Linked DNA regions of Homo sapiens: region 2 is linked to region 1. A link is a loop called in an ENCODE intact Hi-C map of the cell type or tissue named here. Cell type or tissue: heart left ventricle. All regions are shown on one strand. Each heading gives the region's core, and the rest is flanking DNA. Links, peaks and the distances in the headings are about the cores only. Region 1 holds the start of RUVBL1-AS1 (RUVBL1 antisense RNA 1). Region 2 has its middle 9.2 kb from the start of RUVBL1.

The links. Hi-C counts contacts between places; a loop is a spot of excess contacts. Peaks named below come from ENCODE experiments on the same cell type or tissue, not always from the same donor. Only the 100,000 strongest peaks of a DNase experiment are listed, where the experiment ranks them.
Region 2: it touches region 1 in a loop (3.0-fold over the local background); 51 of 110 quality-filtered maps call a loop at or near these places.

What each region holds. Positions count from the first base shown.
Region 1 is chr3:128,071,125-128,081,405 of GRCh38, forward strand. It overlaps SEC61A1 (SEC61 translocon subunit alpha 1), which reads left to right. Exons shown (of 12, transcript NM_013336.4): 12 at 1-559. RUVBL1-AS1 (RUVBL1 antisense RNA 1) reads left to right here and starts at 4,686. Exons shown (of 2, transcript NR_046645.1): 1 at 4,686-4,955; 2 at 7,615-7,932. It overlaps RUVBL1 (RuvB like AAA ATPase 1), which reads right to left. Exons shown (of 11, transcript NM_003707.3): 11 at 9,686-10,281. The coding sequence ends at 10,126. It also overlaps the pseudogene RNU2-37P. RefSeq lists silencers at 4,343-4,392, 4,403-4,842, 6,184-6,283. In heart left ventricle, for the core only: CTCF peaks have their summits at 4,637 (motif pointing right) and 4,854; DNase peaks (open chromatin) are centred at 4,627, 5,297, 5,577 and 5,682; H3K4me3 peaks cover 2,325 bases; H3K27ac peaks cover 836 bases.
Region 2 is chr3:128,127,915-128,138,195 of GRCh38, forward strand. It overlaps a transcript of RUVBL1 not described here. Among named protein-coding and RNA genes, the nearest start is that of RUVBL1, 9.2 kb to the left of the region's middle. RefSeq lists a silencer at 5,552-5,846. In heart left ventricle, for the core only: a CTCF peak has its summit at 5,779 (motif pointing left); no DNase peak of the experiment used is centred there.

The sequences.
Region 1 (10,281 bases), core at 1-8,000:
GGAGACCTTGCTGGCAGTGCTAGCCAGGAAACAGAGTGACCAAGGGACAAGAAGGGACTTGCCTAAAGCCACCCAGCAACTCAGCAGCAGAACCAAGATGGGCCCCAGGCTCCTCCATATGGCCCAGGGCTTACCACCCTATCACACGTGGCCTTGTCTAGACCCAGTCCTGAGCAGGGGAGAGGCTCTTGAGACCTGATGCCCTCCTACCCACATGGTTCTCCCACTGCCCTGTCTGCTCTGCTGCTACAGAGGGGCAGGGCCTCCCCCAGCCCACGCTTAGGAATGCTTGGCCTCTGGCAGGCAGGCAGCTGTACCCAAGCTGGTGGGCAGGGGGCTGGAAGGCACCAGGCCTCAGGAGGAGCCCCATAGTCCCGCCTGCAGCCTGTAACCATCGGCTGGGCCCTGCAAGGCCCACACTCACGCCCTGTGGGTGATGGTCACGGTGGGTGGGTGGGGGCTGACCCCAGCTTCCAGGGGACTGTCACTGTGGACGCCAAAATGGCATAACTGAGATAAGGTGAATAAGTGACAAATAAAGCCAGTTTTTTACAAGGTACTTGATCATGTTCTCTTGATTTTAAATTAGATTTTATTCCCAAAAAGGCCAGTGAGGCGCAAAGCTTGGTTGCAGCTTTGTGTGTGTCAAAGGCTTGGTTGGGGCACTCAGGCATTTTGCCTGGAAAAGTTCCCTTCTGATGGTCATGTCAACCTGGTGCTCACATTTGTGATAAAGTGATATGGGTGCTGGGCCACATGTGGAGCTGCTGCAGGGCTCTGCCCGTGAGGCAGAGTGCACTGGCTGTCCCGTGAGAATGCAGAGGCCTCCGCTGAGCCAGGGCGCCTGCCACCCCGTGGAAGAGTGGGAACCTTCTAGCAGGAGCCTAGGGCCCCATAACTCGAAGCCCTTTGAGCCTCAGCTCCAGTACCCAGCTGGTGATTGGAGAAGTCTTAACTTGGTTGTGAGGCTGGCCTCAGACCCGACCTGTAGCCAAGCCAGAAGGACCCAGTGTTGTGTGGGTGGGAGTGGCAGGCTTGTGGCTGCTCCCTTAGAACGTGTCTAGAAGTCTTTCTGTTTCTACACCAAGCCCCCAGTGGTAGGCCACATTTCCACTCTCCCCAGTCCTGGACAGGGCCTCACCCCAAACCTGCCGCCGTCCCCACCACCTGGGCCTGGTGCTTCCTCAGGAACTTGAGGGGCAGGTGGGTGGGCAACCCCAGGGCAGGCCTGACCAGGGCTGTGGGAGGTCGTTACTCCTTAGCTGGGCTCCAGCCTCAGTATTTCCTTGTAGTCTTAGACCTTGTCTTGGAAACTGATTTCCAAGGGGAGTTGGGTCAGAGCAGGATGGTTCCTCTGAGACCACCTGATGGACAGGTGTGGGCCTGGCCTTGCAGAAGCCACACCTCAGCACTGTGTTTTGAGACTGCTAGGACACATGTGCAGCCAGGTCTGCCCCGCGCTCCCTCTGCACCTGCTGGCCTCAGGGCTCAGGGAGGCCCTGGACAGGAGCACAGCACGTGGCCTCAGGCTCCAGACCAGCCAGGCGCTGTGAATTGCTGAGGCAGGCAGGGTGCTTGCCAGTATAAATATGTTAGAAAACCTGCTGCCCCAGGGAAGCAGTAGGCCATCTCTCGTGCCTCAGGTATTCGTTTGCACCTGTGGCCGTGGCCCCTCTTGCCTGAGAGCAAACGGAGCCCACATTCCAGCAGCCACGCACGCTTCAAGATGGCAGGCCCTGGTGTCTCTCCACCTGGCTCCTCCCCATGCACAGGGAACTAATGCACAGTGATGGGGGGGTAAGGCTTACTCTGCTTTTTCCCTTGGGGCAGGCACTGTCCCAGCCACTTCCTACATGTGCTCTCACTTCACCCCACTAGAGGCCCAGGAGGAAACAAGTCCGTCCATTTTACAGGTGAAGAAACTGAGGCCCAGGGAAATAGAGTGTGGCCAAAAGTCACTTAGCTCCCGAGCCAGGACAAAAAGCCTAAGGCTCACTTCCTACTCCAAGTCCCTGTCTGGCTGCTGGTCCTGCCTGCAGGTACTTCTGCTAGGGACGTAGCTGGGGCAAGGAATGAGGAGTCTAGGGAAACAGGCCCCACCCCCGGAGCTTCCCCTTGCTGCCCTTGGCTCAGGGGCAGCACCCGCTTCAACTGGCACTCCGCTCCATCCATGGTGCTGCTTTACCACTGCCTCCCTGGACCTGCTGATGCCCTACCCCATACCCCGCCCCCAGCCTGCTCCTGCTGAAGCCAGGCCAGCATGAAGTCCTCAGGAAGGCTGGGATGAGCCTCCCATCTCATTTCTGAGGGGTCTGAGCCCCATGGCCTGGGGAAGAGCAACGGATTCCTGATGAGGGCCAGGGGATGGGCATGTGGCACTGTCCGAGAGTCAGCAAAAGCCCCAACCTGAGCTTCAGCACCTACCAATGCCTGGTTCTGGAGAGCCAGGTGTGCCCCTAAGTGGTAGTGCCCACCTCACTCCCCTGCCCCAATCCCTTCTAGGGCCACATTACCCACTCCTTTCCACTCAGCAAACATTATTGAGCCTCATGGGGAAATGGAACAGAAGGTGCCTCTCCTCTTAAAAGCTCATGCCCCAGCAGTAAGGGTTCTGCAGTGTCTGTCAAACCTGTGGGCCTTGTTCCCTCTGCTGTCTGCCTGACAAGCTCCTGTTCATCCTTCAAAGCACAGCTCAATAAGGCTAGAAACATCTAAATGCCCATCGGAGGGGGCTGAATAAATTACAGCAGCTCCTCCCTGTGGAAAGGAACTAGGAGGACATTCTTTATATGTTGAGTTAGAAGAATCTCCAAGATATGCTGTCAAGGAAGAATACAGAAAGCAAGAAACAATAGCGTATGCTACCATTTGTGTTTAAAAGGGGGGTAGGAAGTGACTAATAGACTACATCAGGAAAAGGTGTAGCAATTTCCCATAAAACTAGACATACACTTACCCTACACCCAGCTATTCTACTCCTGGGTATTGAAACCCAAGATGAAAATATATGCCTATACAAAGACTTGTACAAGAATGTTCATAATAGCTGAAAAATAGGGAACAGCCTAGGTGGCCATCAACAGGCAAATGGATACATGTGGTGGATCCACAGGGTGGCATTTTACCCAGCAATAAAAAATAAACTATCCATACACACAACATTCAGGAGCTCAAAAGCTAAGTGAAAGAAACAAGTCATGTTGTATGATGCCATTTACATGAAATTCTAGAGCAGGAAAACCTAATCTATTGCAAAAAAAAAAAAAATTCTAACAGTGGTTGCCTCTAGTGTGTTAGAGATTGGCACAAGGAACTTTCTGGGCAATAGTAATATCCTTCACTGGGATTTGGGTTTCATTAGTCAGAACTCATGGAGTGCTCCACTTAGGATTTGTACATTTCACTGTATTTTTAACGTTTAAAAATAACCATAAGCAGCCGGGCACAGTGGCTCATGCCTGTAATTCTGGCACTGTGGGAGGCCAAAGCAGGTGGATCACCTGAGGTCAGGAGTTCAAGACCAGCCTGACCAACATGGAGAAACCCCATCTCTACTAAAAACACAAAATTAGCTGGGTGTGGTGGCATGCGCTTATAATCCCAGCTACTTGGGAGGCTGAGGCAGGAGAATCACTTGAACCCGGGAGGCGGTGGTTGCAGTAAGCTGAGATGGCGCCATTGCATTCCAGCCTGGGCAACAGGAGCGAAACTCCGTCTCAAAAAAAAAAAAAAAAAAAAAAACTTAAAAAACCATAATCAAGTACTGAACTCTAGATAATTATACACATGCTTAACTATTTACAGAGGTTGTTGTATCTGCAACTCACTTTGAAATGCACAGAAGACTGACAAGACTGACTGGCAGGCAGACAGGGGGATGGGCAGTGCAGTGCCTAGATGACAGGGATATGGGGGCTCACCTGCAATCCTTTTTTTTTATTCCCCCAAAGGGGGTGCACTATTCCTGGAGGTACTGCAATACCAGGTGGATGCATGGAGTGGAAAGAGCAAGGTCCTATTCCATCTCCCTGCTCCAAAAATCCATTTAACATACTGTCCTCAGATAGCAGATATTAAAGTGATAAGAACACTACACTTGATCTTAGCCAAAGGCTGAGAGGCGATTGCCTGTAATTCTTGCAGTTTTCCATGTGATATGTTTCATAATGAGTGTTGGGAAGGTCCTGTGAGTGTGTGCTGCCTCACCCAGGTCCTGGCCATCTCTAGAGGAACACACCGGTGTAAGGCAGGCGCTTCCGGAAAGGGAACAGGAGGCAGGGGGCAGGTGTCGAGGTAGGTTTTCACGGTACACGCCTTTGGCAATTTTGCATCAAAAAACTAAGTGTATGCACATTTTTTTTAATTGAAAGCCCAACTCAGCCTTCCCCCACTGCTCCTTCCCCGCATGCACGGGGGGACACACGCCTTCCTCCCTGCCTGCCGGGACTTCAACCTCGCTTGCTGGGAAGTCGCGCACTTTCGTCGCGACTTCCCAAGTCGTGCTGGGTGTGACTTGGAATCTCGGATCCCTGGGCTAGGCCTGGCCACGCCCCCATGGGGGGAGGGGCAGCGCGGCGGGGGCGGAGCCTGGGCCCGAAACGCCACGGGCGCGACTCTGTGCGCGTCCGCCCACACGGGGGCGCTGTGTCCTCGCAAGCTCCCGCGGGGTGCCTCGCGGCCCTGGAACGCTGTGGTTTTCGAGGGGAAAAGTGAGAGTGGCTGGTCCTGCCTCCGCTGCCGCTTGGCCCTGAGATCCCCACTGCCCACGGGATAGGCCCCAGTCCACCCAGCCGGGGCCCCCCCCTTCCCCTCGTCTCGCTCTCCTTGGCAGTTCGGACTTCGGGTCAGTCCCACACTCGCGCCCGGCTGTCCCTGCTGCGCTCCTGTCACTGGCATTGGGAAGCCCTCCGGCCCCCTCTCTGCACACCTGGCACACGGCTCCTCCCTGGCGGCATGTGGGTATTTGGGTTGGGCGAGCCTCTCCCTCCCGATTCCCGAGTTCCGAGTGGGTCCCGGCGGACCAGCGCTATTCTGGAGGGGCAGTGCCTCAGAGGCAGGTCGCTTCGAGTGGGGATTTGTGCGCTCTGGCGCGGAGGAGGGGGGTGGGAAGCCGGCTCTTGCCCTCCTCACCCGGTGGGGAGCGAGCAGGGCCAACGGTGCGCTGAGAGCGCTCAGGGCGTCCCCAACAGCATGACCCGACCCAGGGACGAAGCTCTGGGGGACGGGACCACTTGCGATGACAGCTAAAGGAGCACAGGGGGGCGGCCGGCATGGAGAGGCGGGGCCGGCATTCCTGCGGGCCTGCCGGGAGGGTGGGGAACCTGGGATTTAGCCATGGGACCTGTGGAAGGGTTTTGGGTCGGGGTCCTGACCGTCTAGTCTGGGTTCTCAAAGATGGTTGGGACAGTGGGCAGGCTTGCAAAGACCGAAGAGGCTGGTGGACCTGGTGGCTGAGGCCTAGGCCAGGCAGGGATCGCGGTGGGGAGGTCACAGTAGGTGTGGTCCCTCCTCCCCCCACCCCTCAGGCCTAAGTCACTCAGGCCCTTGTGTCACGGTGGCACCGGGACCTCCACCCACTACATACACACGCGCGCGCGCAGCCCCGTGAAAACCTGCGCCGTGTGCCCCAGACCTGCAGCCCGCATCCCGCCGTGTCCCCCGTTCCCTGCATGCGGCTCCAGTGTAAGTGCAGCGTGCCGTGTGCGGCGTCCCAGCCCGCACCCCGCACCCCACCATGTCCCTCTGGGTGCGGGGTCCGCATGCCCGCGCCCTCCCCGCAGCTGCCGGCGTCCCCATTAATCACGCGGCGCTGACGGCGCTGATCTGCGTGCTGGCGGCGTGACGGTGACGGTGACGGCGGGTGACGGAGCGGGCAATCGGCAGGCGCCCATCGGCCCATCTTATCGCGGCGGCCCAGCCGCCGCCCGCTGCGCGCCGCCCATTGATCGCGCCGGGCCCCTGCCCGGGGGTCAGCGCGGGCCGGGCCGGCCTGACAGCCGCATCCGTCGCCGAGACGCGCGCTGATGGCCGCCCAGCCCGCACGGCCTGGCCATTAATCACCGTGCCTGCCGCCAAGTGACGGGAGGGGCGGCAGGGCAGCAGGGGACGACAGGCAGCCCCCGTGGCCGGCCCACCCCTTCACAGTTCCGGGGCCCTGCTGCGTGGCCCGCCCTGCACCCTAAGCTCCCCAGCCCCCCTGCCCAGGCCTCCCTCACCCCCTATCCTCTTATGGCCTGCTCTCCCCAGAACAAATGGAAGGGGAGTGGCTGCATACTGGAGGAAGCAAGAAAGAGGAACTTCTGTGTGGAGAATGAATGGATGACCACGGATGAAGGGGGTGAACACTGTTCTACCTCCCGAGGGACCTCTTTCCCAGACACCAAATGAGAGCAGGTCTGACCTGACAAACACCAGCACTGGCTGGGACAAGGGGGTGGTCATTTCGCCCCCTCTGGCTGCCTCAGCCCTAGCTGAGCCTCACCCAGGATGGGATGCTAGGGCCCCAGTGAGAAGCAGTGCGTTGTTTCTGGCAGTTGCCCCGTGCTACCCCCTCTGCTCTTGGGCTGTGTGGCCCTGAGCCAGTGCTGGCCCCTCTGGGCTACAGGGCTTTTTCCAAACACAGGGGGATCCTAAGGGTCCTTCCAAGTGCCAGCTGTCTGCGATAGGGAGGGGCAGGGCCTAGCAGGCTGCTTCCTCCAGTTTGACAAACTGTGACCTCTTTCCAAGTGGGCCAGGAATCAGGAACTCTTTACTGCCTCTTAGTCTCTTGGGTACCTGATACAGCTACATGTGGGTCACTTCACCAAGTCCTCACATGGGTCTATGGGATATGAACTTCCCACTCACACACCAGGAAACCAAAGACTCATGGGGCTAGGACCAAGGGCCACACAGAGGAGGAAAATGCAATCAATACCATGCCCTGCTGAGCCCCAGAACCCCTGGGTCCCCTCCCACTGCTCCTCTGCCCACAGCCCTCCAGAGCAGGGCCTTCTTGGGGTACCCCAGCTGCTCTGCCCAGGGCTGGCCAGTTTCTGAGGGATAGAGGTCGACTGGGAGTGCAACCCCAGCCCCCTTCTGTACCCCCATTTTATTACACAAATGGCTAAGGTTTGCTAACCAAGAAGTCACTCTCTGGTGTGACAGCATGATTCATTTAGTCCTAAAAAACAAACTATCCTACCAATCAATCTGGCAGGTGCAACCCTAAGACATGTGGCAGTAAGAAGGTATCTGCACTGAGAAAATGAGGCAGGGCACAAGGTGGTTTCCCTGCCAGGGCCAGGGACGCGTCTTTCAAGAGCCCTTCCCAGTCTCACAAGTATCTCTGGGGCCATTAGCACAGGAGACAGGGCGCTGGGATTTATGTGAAAATTCCTCCCTCCCTCTCCTCAGCCACCCAATCAGCTCCCTGGGTGGCACCCAAGAGAGCCTGCGCTGAGAGCCTGGAATATTCAACCACTTCCGATGACCAGCCCCCACCCTGCCTCACTTTAATATTACAACAATTTTTCACACTGGAGCTGAAATAGTGCAAAAAATGAGGCTGCTGTAATTGTTGTTAGATTGTGTGTCAGCCTGATAAGATGTAACAAATATTTTCCTCCCCACCAGGGTCTGTTTCCCTCTTAGTAATGGATGGAGAAACTTCTCATAGTTGGTGAGGGATCAGTCGTAAAAACTTCGCCCGGAAGATTAATGTAATAATCACAGGCCTTGCTGGAAAAAATAGGAGGAAAATTAAAATAATCCCACCTTCCTACCTATCCAGAACCATCTCCCTCACTTTGGAGCACAGACCAGCGAACTGGGCCATCTCTCTGGGTACCACCTCAGCTAGGATATTTGAGGGGCAGGAACCAGGGGTCTGTGGCCTAGGAAGAGCAAGACCACGGTCCCCTCCTCACCTGGCTGATCTGGATATTGGTACCTTGGGCAGCCGAAGAAGACTCTGTCCCCACCCGCGGCTGTGAGATCTGCTGTCAGCGCCACTTCCATCTTGCTCCTTAAACAGCATGAAAGGCTTGGAGCCCAAGTGAGAGGCCCAGCCAGGGCAGAGGCCTGGTTCTGGTCCTCTAGGTGGGTCACCTTCCCCACACCGGACCCCGCTTCCTTCACCTGGCTGGTACAAAGGTCAGATCTTGACAGCTCCTAGCTGCTGCTAAATGCCAACACAGAAGGAGGCAGTATGGCCCCCAGGAGTTAGGAACACAGGTTCCAAGCAGCCTGATTTCAAATCCTGGTTCCATCTCTCACTAGCTGGCCAAGGGACTTGCCTCCTCTGTGGAAGTGGTCTTGGAAGTGGGCTAGCACACCTATCCCAGTCTCACAGGCTACTGTGAAGGCAACATGGAACGCAGAGTGTGAACACAGTCCCTGGTGCAATAAGCTCTTGCTGCATCTCTCTTCTGTTTGTCTAACATGGCTCGAGTGGGGAGGCTAAAGACAAGCGCAGCCTCAGAGGACACTGGCAGCCGGCATGGGCCACATGCACAGCTGACTTCATGAAGGGTCCCACCACCACTGCTGTGCATGCCAGTGTCTCCTCAGGGGCCAGGCCGAGGGAGAAGATTCACTCTGGCAGCAGGGACGGCTGGGGCCTCTCAGGCTAGATGGAATCCCCAGCATCATCTCCGCCCCCTCCCACTGTCCCCTTGACATGACTACAGGGGACTGTCCCTAATGGAAGGACAATGCTGCTTGCCCCACAAGGAGCTCATAGTTAGTCTGAACTAAAGCACTGGACCAAGATGACCATCCTAGTCAGCCCTGCCTCCCATATCATTACAGCACGGAGATCCAGTCTGAACTAGCACAAGGAGCAAGTGCTGGGAACAGCGTCCGGGTACTTAGCCCCACCTCAGGCACCACGGAGCCAGCAGGGAAGGACAGGCCTGGCAAGGGCAAGAACGCAGCTCTCATCCTACTGGGAAGGCACATTCCAGTAAGGTGCACTGCCCAGTGCTGCACTTGCCCTTGCTGCTTACTTAGTGGGCGAACGCAGAGATTCGGCCAGAGAGATAGGGACACTTCAGAGGGACACTTCAGAGATAGGGACACACGAGCCAACTGACAAGAGCTCTCACTGGCCAAAGCTGGCTCAATTTGAGCAACAAAATAAATCTACTAAAGTATACAATGAACTTCCGTAAGTCCATTCTGATACAATCTTCCATGCAGAATCCCAAATAATTTTGGTAAATACTCAGTTCTCTAGAGGTGAGCATAACCCCTGCCACTTAAGTGTGGGCTGCATATAGTGACTTCCTTCCAAAGAATTCAGTATGGAAAGGCAGCAGAGAGTAACTTTACAGTGAGAAGACCCGACAAACATGACCTCAGCCAAAGGGTCAAGCTCACCATCAACGATGAGTCATGTTGCTAGCATGTGATGAGAACCACACATGATACGATGTGATCAGAACCACATTTCACCTCTAGTCTTCCTCTCCATAACCCACAATCCCAGTCTACTCATGAGAAAAGCATCAGACAAACCCCAACTGAGGGATGTTCTACAGATACCTGATCAGTCCTCCTCAAAACTGTCAGGGTCATCAAGAACAAGGAAAATCTAAGAAGATGTCACAGCCAAGAGGCATCTAAGGAGACATGACAACTAGTTGTAATGGGTTATCCTGGATGGGATCCTGGGACAGAAAAAGGACATTAGGTAAAACTGAGAAAATGTGAACGCAGTAGAATAATGCATCAGTATTGGTCATTCACGGTGACAAATGTGCTATCTGATGTAACACGTTAACAAGAAGGGAAACTGGGTACAAGATACATGGGAACTCCCTATTGTATGTTCACAATGACTCTGTACATCTAAAACTGTTCTGAAAAGTTTATTTTTAAAAAACTTAGAGAGAGAGAGAGAGAGAATCAAAATAACCTATGAAGATTTATAGAAAACACACCAGGTAAGGAAGGGTTCTTTCAAAGCAACCACAGGAACAGTTACGATAACTTAAAAAGAAATGCTTTCCACACTGAACTGACAGCGCTGCAGACCACGCCTGAGTGGGGACGGCAGCCCCAAGCCCAGGGGCAAGCGCCCACAGGCTGGACCCAGGCCAGGCACACCTGGGGAGTCTCTTACTGCTGAAAACCTCAGCCATCTCACTTCATGTACTTATCCTGCTGGTCAGCCAGGATTTTGGCGGAGGACTTGGCATCATAGAAAAGTTCACTGATCTCTTCGACATGCTCTTTCTCAATGCTGTCCTTCCCGTTGATTTTAGCAAGCAAGTTGGCCGGGGTCAGCAGCTGCACTGA
Region 2 (10,281 bases), core at 1,270-9,269, 58 kb after region 1:
TGAACCCAGAAGGCAGAGGTTGCAGTGAGCCGAGATTGCGCCACTGCACTCCAGCCTGGGCGACAGAGTGAGACCCTGTCTCAAAAATAATAAATACATACATACATACATACATACATACATACATACATACATACATAAATACATAAACGTTGTGTTAGTTTTTTGGGGGGCTTCAAGTGATCCTCCCATCTCAGCCTCCCGAGTAGCTGGGCATGCGCCACCACACCCAGCTAATTTTTTCTATTTTTTTGTAAAGACAGGGGTCTTGCTGTGTTGGCTAAGCTGGTCTTGAATTCCTGAACTCAAGCAATCCTCCTGCCTTGACCTCCCAAAATGCTGGGATTACAGGCATTAGCCATAGCACCCAGCAGTAAATGTTACATTAGTTAAAAGATTAGTTCAGCTGCAGTAACAGAGAGATCTAAAATAACAGTGGATCAAACAAGAGAGAAGTCACTTTATCTCACAGAAAGTCCAAGCAGGCATGCCAGGAGGTGGGCTGGCTTTACAATCAGTAAGGGCCTATGGTCCTTCTATGATGTGGCTCTGCCACTCCCCACACACATTGTCTATCGTGTGGTCCAAGATAGCTGCTCAAACTCCTCCCAAAAGGGCTGAATTTGCACCAACTAGAAGGAAAAAAGGGGAAGAAGAGGACATACTTCTTCCCTTTAACCTTGATATTGAAGTTGCACCATCATTTCTACTCATATCCCAGGGGCCAGCACTTAATCAAATAGCTAGAACTAGCTGCAAAGGAGGCTGAGAAATGTAGTCTTACACTGGATGGATATGTGCCCAGTTAAAAATTCAATTCCTATGTAAAGAGAGGAGAAGATAGATTGGGAAACAACTCTCAGGCGCTACCCTAAGCTTCTACTATGTGCCAAGCACTGCTGGATTCTCCTTGTATGCGACTCAAAGGCAGGTATGACCTTCCTTCTAGCCAAGGCATCTTTACTATCTGGGTCTCAGGTTAGCAACCTGGGCCCCATTCCATCTCTCAAAGGCCTTGCTCCACCCATTACCTTCCTTTTCTTGTATTTCCATCTATCCTCCCTGATCATTCCCACAGGATATGTGCAATCTTTCTCCCTCCTCCCCCTCCTAATGTCATCACTTGCATTTCTTTCCTAGCACAGTTCTCATCTTGCCAAGTGCCCCCCTTTCCCTTCCCAGGCTTCAGCCCAGTGCAATGTAGCTTTTACTCTTGCTGCTCCCATGAATCTGCTATCTCAAAAGTCCAGGGTGCCACAAAATGAGTCTTAATAAATGTTAAAAATTGAAATAATACATAATACTTTTCCAATCACAATGGAATAAAACTTGAAATCAATAACAGAAGGAAAAATCACAAATATGTGGAAATTAAACCATACATTCTTAAACAATTAACAGGTCAAGAAGAAATCATAAGGGAAATCAGAAAATACTTTGAAATGAATGACAACAAAAGAACAACGTACCGAAACTTATGGGATGCAGCAAAAGCAGTGTTAAGAGAGAAGTTTATAGCTATGAACAGCTATAATAAAAAAGAAGAAAGATCTCAAATTCATAACCTAACTGTACACCTACAGGGACCAGGAAAAACAACAACAACAACAACAAAAGAACAAGCTAAATCCAAAACTAGCAAAAGAAAAGAAACAATAAAGATTAGAGAATAGCAGTATTCCCAGTAGTAAAGAGGCAGAAGCAATATAAGCATCCATTGACAGATAATGGATTTTTAAAAGATGGTATATACATATAATAGAATATTATTAAGCCCTAAAAAAGAAGAAAATTCTGACATGTTACAATATAGATGAATATTGAGCCATCATGCTAGGTAAAATAAGCCAGTCACAAAAAGACAAGTACAGTATGGCTCCACTATGAGGAAGTAGTTAAATTCATAAAGACAAAAAGTACAATGGTGGTTGCCAGGGGCTGGGGAAAGGAAAAATAGAGAGCTAATTCAATTGGTGCAGGGTTTCCATCTGGGAAGATGAAAAAGTTCTGGAGATGGATGATAGTGATGGTTGCACAACAATGTGAATGTACCTAAAGCCGCCTAACTGTACACATAAAATGGTTAAAATGGTATCGTTTATGCTACGTATCTTTTACCAAAAATTTTTAAAAAGATTAAAATGGAGACAAAATAGAGAAACAGAAAAACAGAGAAAATAAAAAAACTAAAAGTTGGTTCTTTGAAAAGAATAACAAAATTGACAAATCTTTAGCTAGATTGACTAAGAAAACAAGAGAGAAGACTAATGATAAAATCAGAAATTACAGCAGGAACATTACTATTTACTATACAGAAATAAAAGGAATATAAGCGAATACTGTAAATAATTATAAACAAATTGGATAATCTGGATGAAATAGACAAATTTGTGGAAAAAAACTGTGAACAGACTACCAAAACTGACTCAAGAAAAAGTAGAAAATCTTAACTGTAATCAAGTAAGGAGACTGAGTCAGTAACCAAAAGTCTCCCTATAAAGAAAAGCCTAGAGCCGAATGGCTTAACTACTGGTTTCTACCAAACATTTAAAGAACTAACACCAGGCCAGGAGCAATGGCTCATGCCTGTAACCTCAGCACTTTGGGAGGCCGATGTGGGAGGATTGTTTGAGGTCAGGAGTTCAAGACCAGGTTGGGAAATAGCAAGACCCCATCTCTACAAAAAAAAAAAAAAAAAAATTTTATTTATTTATGTATTTATTTATTTATTTATTTATTTATTTATTTATTTTTGAGACGGAGTCTTACTCTGTCCCCCAGGCTGGAGTGCAGTGGCGCGATCTCGGCTCACTGCAAACTCCACCTCTCGAGTTCATGCCATTCTCCTGCCTCAGCCTCCCGAGTAGCTGGGACTACATGCGCCTGCCACCACGCCTGGCTATTTTTTTGTATTTTTAGTAGAGACCGGGTTTCACCGTGTTATCCAGGATGGTCTCGATCTCCTGACGTCGTGATCTGCCCACCTCGGCCTCCCAAAGTGCTGGGATTACAGGCGTGAGCCACCCTGCCCGGCCTTTATTTTTTTTCAATTTTATTTGCCAGGCATGATTGTGCCCACCTGTAGTCTTAGCTACTTGGGAGGCTGAGGCGGTAGGATCACTCAGGCCCAGGAGTTTGAGGCTGTAGTGAGCTTTGATCACACCACTGCACTTTAGCTTGGGTGAAAAAGTGAGACACCAGTCCTTCCCAAACTCTTCCAAAAAACTAAAGAGAACACTTTCTAATGCATTCTATGAGGCCAGTGCTGCCCTGATAACAAAGCCAGATAAAAACATTATAAAACAGGCTGGGCATGGTGGTTCATACCTGTAATCCCAGCACTTTGGGAGGCCAAGGAGGGCAGATCACCTGAGATCAGGAGTTCAAGACCCCATCTCTACTAAAAATACAAAAACTATCTGGGTGTGGTGGCATGTGCCTGTAATCCCAGTTACTTGGGAGGCTGAGGCAGAGAATCACTTGAACCTGGGAGGTGGTGGTTGCAGTGAGCCAAGATCACGTCACTGCACTCCAGCCTGGGTCACAGAGCGAGACTCCATCTCAAAAAACAAAACAAAACAAACAAACAAACACTGTAAAACAAACCAACAACAACAACAAAAAAAAACAGATCAAGATCCTGTATGAATATAGATGCAACAATTCTCAACAAAATTCTAGCAAACCCAATTTAGCAGTGTGTTAAAGGATTATCACCATGACCAGTGGGATTTATTCTAGGAATACAAAGGTGGTTTAACATACAAAAATCAGTGTAATATACCATATTAATAGAGTGAAGGGGAAAAGCCCCACATGATCAACTCAACTGATTCAGAAAAAAAATTTGACAAAATCCAATACACTTTCATGATCCAAAAAACAACTAGGAGTTGCCTATGAGAGGGAGGCGGAGCAAGATGGCCAAATGCACCCTCCAGAAATTGCCCCCACCTGCCGCCAGCAGGAAACCAAATTGAAAAACTATCCACACAAGAAGGCACCTTCATAAGAACCAAAAATCAGGTGAGCAGTCACAGTCCCTGGTTTTAACATCACATCAAAGAAAGAGGCACTAAAGAGAGTAGGAAAGACAGTCTTGACTCACCTGCACTACCCCTCTCTCATCCCCTGCCTGAGGCCTCATGGCACAGAGAGAGAATCTATGTACTTGGCAGAGAGATTATGGGACTTTGTACTGGAACTCAGTGCTGCCCTGTCACAGCAGAAAGCAACACAAGGCAGAATTCAACCAGCACCCACGGAGAGAGCATTTAGACAAGCCCTAGCCAGAGGGGAATCATCCATCCCAGTGGTCAGAAACTGAGTTCCGGCCAGCCTCATCACCGCAGGCTAAAGTGCTCTGGGGTTCTACAGAAACTTGGAAGGCAGTGTAGGCCACAAGGACTGCAATTCCTGGGCAAATCTTGGTGCTCTGCTAGGCTTGGAGCCAGTGAACGTGGGGTGCATGTGACCTAGCAAGACAATACCCAGGGCAATCAAGGGAGTGCTTGCATCACCACTCCCCCAAAGCCAGGCAGCGCAGCTTGCAGCTCCCGGAGAGACTCCTTCCTTCTGCTTGAGGAGAGCAGAGAGGAGAGTAAAGGGGACTTTGTCTTGCAACTTGGATACTAGCTTAGCCACAGTAGAATGGGGCAGCAGGTAGAGTCCTGAGGCCCTTATTTCAGGCTCTAGCTCCCAGACGACATTTCTAGACACACCCTGGGACAAAAGAGAATGCAGCGTCTTGAAGGAGGAAAACCCAGACTTGGCAGGATTCATCATCTGCTGAGTAGAGTGCATGGGCCTTGAATAAACATCAGTGGTAGCCAGACAGTATTTACCACGAGCCTTGGGTGAGACCCAGTGCCATGCTGGCTTCAGGTGAACCAGCACATTCCCAGTTGTGATGGCCACAGAAAGAAACCCTTTCTGTTTGAAGAAAGGAAAGAATAAAAGGGACTTTGTCTTGCAACTTGGACACCACCTCAGCCACAGTGGGGTAGAGCACCGAGTGGTCTTTTGGGTTTCCCAATTCCAGGCCTTAGCTCCTGGGTGACATTTTTGGACTTGCCTTGGGCCAGAGGGGAGCCTACTGCCCTGAAGGGAGAGACCCAGGCCCAGCAGTATTCAACACAACTTGAAGAGAGAGCCCTTGGATCTTGAGTGAGCATCAGCGGTAGCCAGGCAGTTCTTGCTATAGGCCTGGGTTGGTTGTGACCACAGGGAGAGTTCTTCTGCATGAGGAAAAGGGAGGGAAGAGTGGAAAGGACTTTGTATTGCGGTTTGGGCACCAGCTCGGCTACAGTAGACTAGAGCACCAAATGGATTCCTAAGGTTTCTGACTCCAGGCCCCAGCTCCTGGATGGCATTTCTGGACCTGCCGTGGGCTGGGGGATGAGCTTGTCACTCTGAGGGAAGGACATAAGCCTGGCTAGATTCACCAGATGCTGATTTTAGAGCTTTCAGGCCTTAAGTGAACATTGGCAGTAGCCAGGCAGTGGTCACCATGGCCCTTGGGTGAGACACAGTATTGGGCTGGGTTTGGGTCTGACCCAACAAAGTCCCAGTGGTGTTGCTACAGAGGTGCTTGTATCATCCCTCCCCCAGCTTCAGACAGCTTATCAGAGAGACTCTGTTTGTTCCTGGGAAAGTACGGGAAGAGAACAAGAGTCTCTGTCTGGTAATCCAGGGAATTCTCCCAGATCTTACCCAAGACCACCAAGGTAGCACCTCTATGCAGCTGAAAGTCACAGCTTTATTGGGCTTGGGGTGCCCCCTAGTGCAGATACAGCTGCAGTGACCAAAGACAGATTACAACACTCAATTCCCTTTGAATGCTTGGCAAGGCTTCCCAAGAAGGATGGGTACAAACAAGCTCAGACTGCAAAGACTGTAATAAATACCTAACTCTTCAATGCCCAGATATTGACAAATATCCACATCATCAAGGCTATCCGTGAAAACATGACCTCACCAAACAAATGAAATAAGGCACCAGTGATCAATCCTGAAGTGACAGATATGTGACCTTTTAGACAGACAATTCAAAATAGCTCTTTTGAGGAAGCGCAACGAAATTCAAGATAATGCAGAGAAGGAATTCAGAATCCTATCAGATAAATTTAACAAAGAGATTGAAATAATTAAAAATAATCAAGCAGAACTTCTGGAGCTGAAAAATTCAGTTGATATACAAAGCATGCATCAGTCCACAGCAGAACTGATCAAGCAGAAGCATTAGTGAGCTTGAAGACAAGCTATTTGGCCAGGCGTAGTGGCTTATGTCTGTAATCCCAGCACTTTGGGAGGCCGAGGTAGGCAGATCACTTGAGGTCAGGAGTTTGAGACCAGCCTGGCCAACAAAGTGAAACCCCTTCTCTACTAAAAATACAAATGTTACCTGGGCGCGGTGGTAGGCGCCTGTAATCCAGCTACTCAGGAGGCTGAGGCAGGAGAATCACCTGAACCTGGGAGGCAGAGGTTGCAGTAAGCAGAGATCATGCCACTGCACTCCAGCCTGGGCAACAAGAGTGAAACTGTCAAAAAAAAAAAAAAAAAAGACAGGCTATTTGAAAATACACAGAGGTGGCCAGGCATGGTGGCTCATGCCTGTAATCCCAGCACTTTGGGAGGCCAAGGGTGGCAGACCAAGTGAAGCCAGAAGTTCGAGACCAGCCTGGGCAACATGGTGAAACCCCATCTCTACAAAAAATAAAAATAAAAATAACAATAAATGAGCTGGGTGTGGTGGCACATGTCTGTAGTCCCAGCTACTTGGGAGGCTGAAGTGAGAGAATCAATTGAGCCTGGGAGGTCAAGGCAGCAGTGAGCTGTGATTGCACCACCGCACTCCAGCCTGGGTGAGAAACTTTGTCTAAAAAAAAAAAGAAGAGGAAGATGAAAAGGAAAATAAAATGCAAAGAGGGGAAAAATTTAAAAAAAAGAATGAAGCATGTCTACTAAATCTAGCAAATAGCCTCAAAAGGGTAAATCTAAGAGTTATTGGCCTTAAAAGAAAGTAGAAAGAAAGATCAGGGTAGACAGTTTATTCAAAGGGATAATAAACAGAACTTTCCAAACCTAGAGGAAAAAAAATTAATATTCAAGTATAAGAAGGTTATAGAACACCAGATATAACCCAAATAAGACTATATCTAGACATTTAATAATCAAACTTCCAAAGGTCAAGAATAAGGAAAGACTCCTAAAAGCAGCAAGAGAAAAGAAACAAATAACATACAAAGGAGCTCCAATATATCTGGCAGCAGACTTCTCAGTGGGAACCTTACAGGCCTGGAAAGAGTGGCATGACATATTGAAAGTGCTAAAGGAAGGCTGGGCATGGTGGCTCATGCCTGTAATCCCAGCACTTTGGGAGGCCGAGGCGGGTGGATCACCTGATGTCAGGAGTTCGAGACCAGCCTGGCAAATAGGGTGAAACCTCATATCTATTAAAAGAACAAAAATTAGCCAGGTGTGGCGGCATGCACCTGTAGTCCCAGCTACTTAGGAGGCTGAAGCAGGAGAATCGCTTGAACCCAGGAGGCGGAAGTTGTAGTAAGCCAAGATTGTGCCATTGCACTCCAGCCTGGGCTACAGAGCAAGACTCCATCTCAAAATAAGTAAATAAATAAATAAACTGCTGAAGAAAAAATATTTTATACTAGGATAGCATACCCAGCAAAAATATACTTCAAACATAAAAGAGAAATAAAGACTTTCTTAGACAAACAAGGGCTGAGGGATTTAATCAACACCAGACTTGTCCTACAAGAAATGCTAAAGTGAATTCTTCAGTCTGAAAGAAAAGGATGTTAATGAGCAATAAGAAATCACCTGAAGGTGCAAAACTCATTGGTAATAGTACGTACACAGACAACCACAGAGTAGTGTAGCACTGTAATTGTGGTGTGTAAACTATTCGTATCTTAAGAAGAAAGAATAAAAGATGAACTTATCAAAAATAATAACTACAATAACTTTTCAAGACATGACAGTATAATAAGATATATATCATAGAAACAACAAAAAGTTAAAAAGCAGGGGGATGAAGTTAAACTGTAGAATTTTTAATTAGTTTTCTCTTTGTTCTTTTTTTTGGCAATTAGTGTTAAGTTGTCATTAGTTGAAAATAAACTATGCAGATGTTATTTGCAAGCCTCATGGTAACCACAAATTAAAAAACCTACAACGCATGCACAAAAAATAGAAAGCAAGAAATTTAAAGATACCACCAGAGAAAATCACCATCACAAAAAGGAAAACAGGAAGGAAGGAAAAAAGGAAGGAAGAGAAGACACAAATAATCAGAAAAAAAAAACCAAAATGACCGTAGTGAGCCCTTACTTATCAGTAATAATAGTGAATGTAAATGGACTAAACTTTCCAATAAAAAGACACAGAGTAGCTGAATGGATTGAAAAAACAAGACCTGCCAGGTGTGGTGGCTCATGCCTGTAATCCCAGCACTTTAGGAAGCCAATGTGGGTGGTGAGCCCAGGAGTTTGAGACTAGCCTGCGCAACATGGTGAAACCCCATCTCTACAAAAAATACAAAAATTTGCCGGGCATGGTGGCATGCACCTGTAGTCCCAGTCACTTGGGAGGCTCAGGTGGGAGGAACACTTGACCCTGGAAGGTCAAGGCTGCAGTGAGCAATAATCATGCCACTGTACTCCAGCCTGGGTGACAGAGTGAGACCCTGTCAAAAAAAAAAAAAAAAACAATGATCTATTGCCTATAAGAAACATATTTCACCTATAAAGACACACACAGATGGAAAATAAAGGGATGGAAAAAATGTTCCATGCAAATGAAAACCAAAAAAGAGCAGGAGTAGCTATACTTACAGCAGAAAAAATAGATTTCAAGACAAAAACTATATAAGGAGACAAAGAAGATCATTATATAATGATAAAGGGACCAATTCAGCAAGAGGATATAACAATTGTAAATATATATGCATCCAACATTCGATCACCACATATAGAAAGCAAATAGTATTAGACCTAAAGATCATGAACAAAGAAACATGGGACTTAATCTGCTATAGACCAAATGGACTTAATAGATATTTACAGAACATTTCTTCCAACGGCTGCAGAATACACATTATTCTCCTCAGCACATGGATCATTCTTAAGGATAGACCACGTTAGGCCACAAAACAATAAGTGCCTACATGAAAAAAAATTGAAACACTTTAAATAAATAACTTACTGGTGCATCTTAAATAACTAGAAAAGCAAGAACAAACCAAATCTAAAATTAGTAAAAGAAAAGAAGATCAGAGCAGAATTAAATAAAATTGAAATAAAAATACAAAAAAGCAATGAAATGAAGAGTTGGTTATTTGAAAAGATAATATCAACAAATCTTTAGTCAGACTAAGAAAAAAACAGAGAAGACCCAAATGAATGAAATCACAGATGAAAAGGGAGACATTACAACTGATGCCACAGAAATTCAAAGGATCGTGAGCAACTACTATGAACAACTATATGTCAATAAATTGGAAAACCTAGAAGAATAGATAAGTTCTTGACATATACAACCTGCCAAGATTGAACCATGAAGGAATCCAAAACCTGAATAGACCAATAACAAGTAACAAGATCAAAGCTGTAATAAAAAGTCTCCCAGCAAAGAAAGACCTGAGACCCAATGGCTTTAGTGCTGAATTTTACCAAACATTTAAAGAAGAACTAATATCAATCCTCCTCAAACTATCCCAAAAAATAGAGGAGGGAATACTTCCAAACTTATTTTATGAGGTCAGTGTTACCCTGATACCCAAATCAGGCAAAGACGTATCAAAAGAAGAAAAGACAACTACAGGCCAATATCCCTGATGAACATTAACGCAAAAGTCCTCAACAAAATATTAGCAATGTGAATTCAACAACACATTAAAAAGATCATTCATCATAACCAAGTGGGATTTACCATAGGGATGCAAGGATGTTTCAACATATGCAAATCAACCAGTGTGGTACATCATATCAATAAAATGAAGGACAAAAGCCATATGGTCATTTCAAGTGGTGCTGAAAAAGCATTTGATAAAATTCAATATCCTACTATAGTAAAAGCCCTCAAAAAACTTGGCATAGAAGGAACCTACCTCAACACAATACAAGCCATATACAACAGACCCACAGCTAGTGTCATACTGAATGGGGGAAAACTGAAAGCCTTTCCCCTATAATCCAGAACAAGACAAGGATGCCCCTTTGCTACTATTATTCAACATAGTACTGGAAGTCCTAGCTAGAGCAA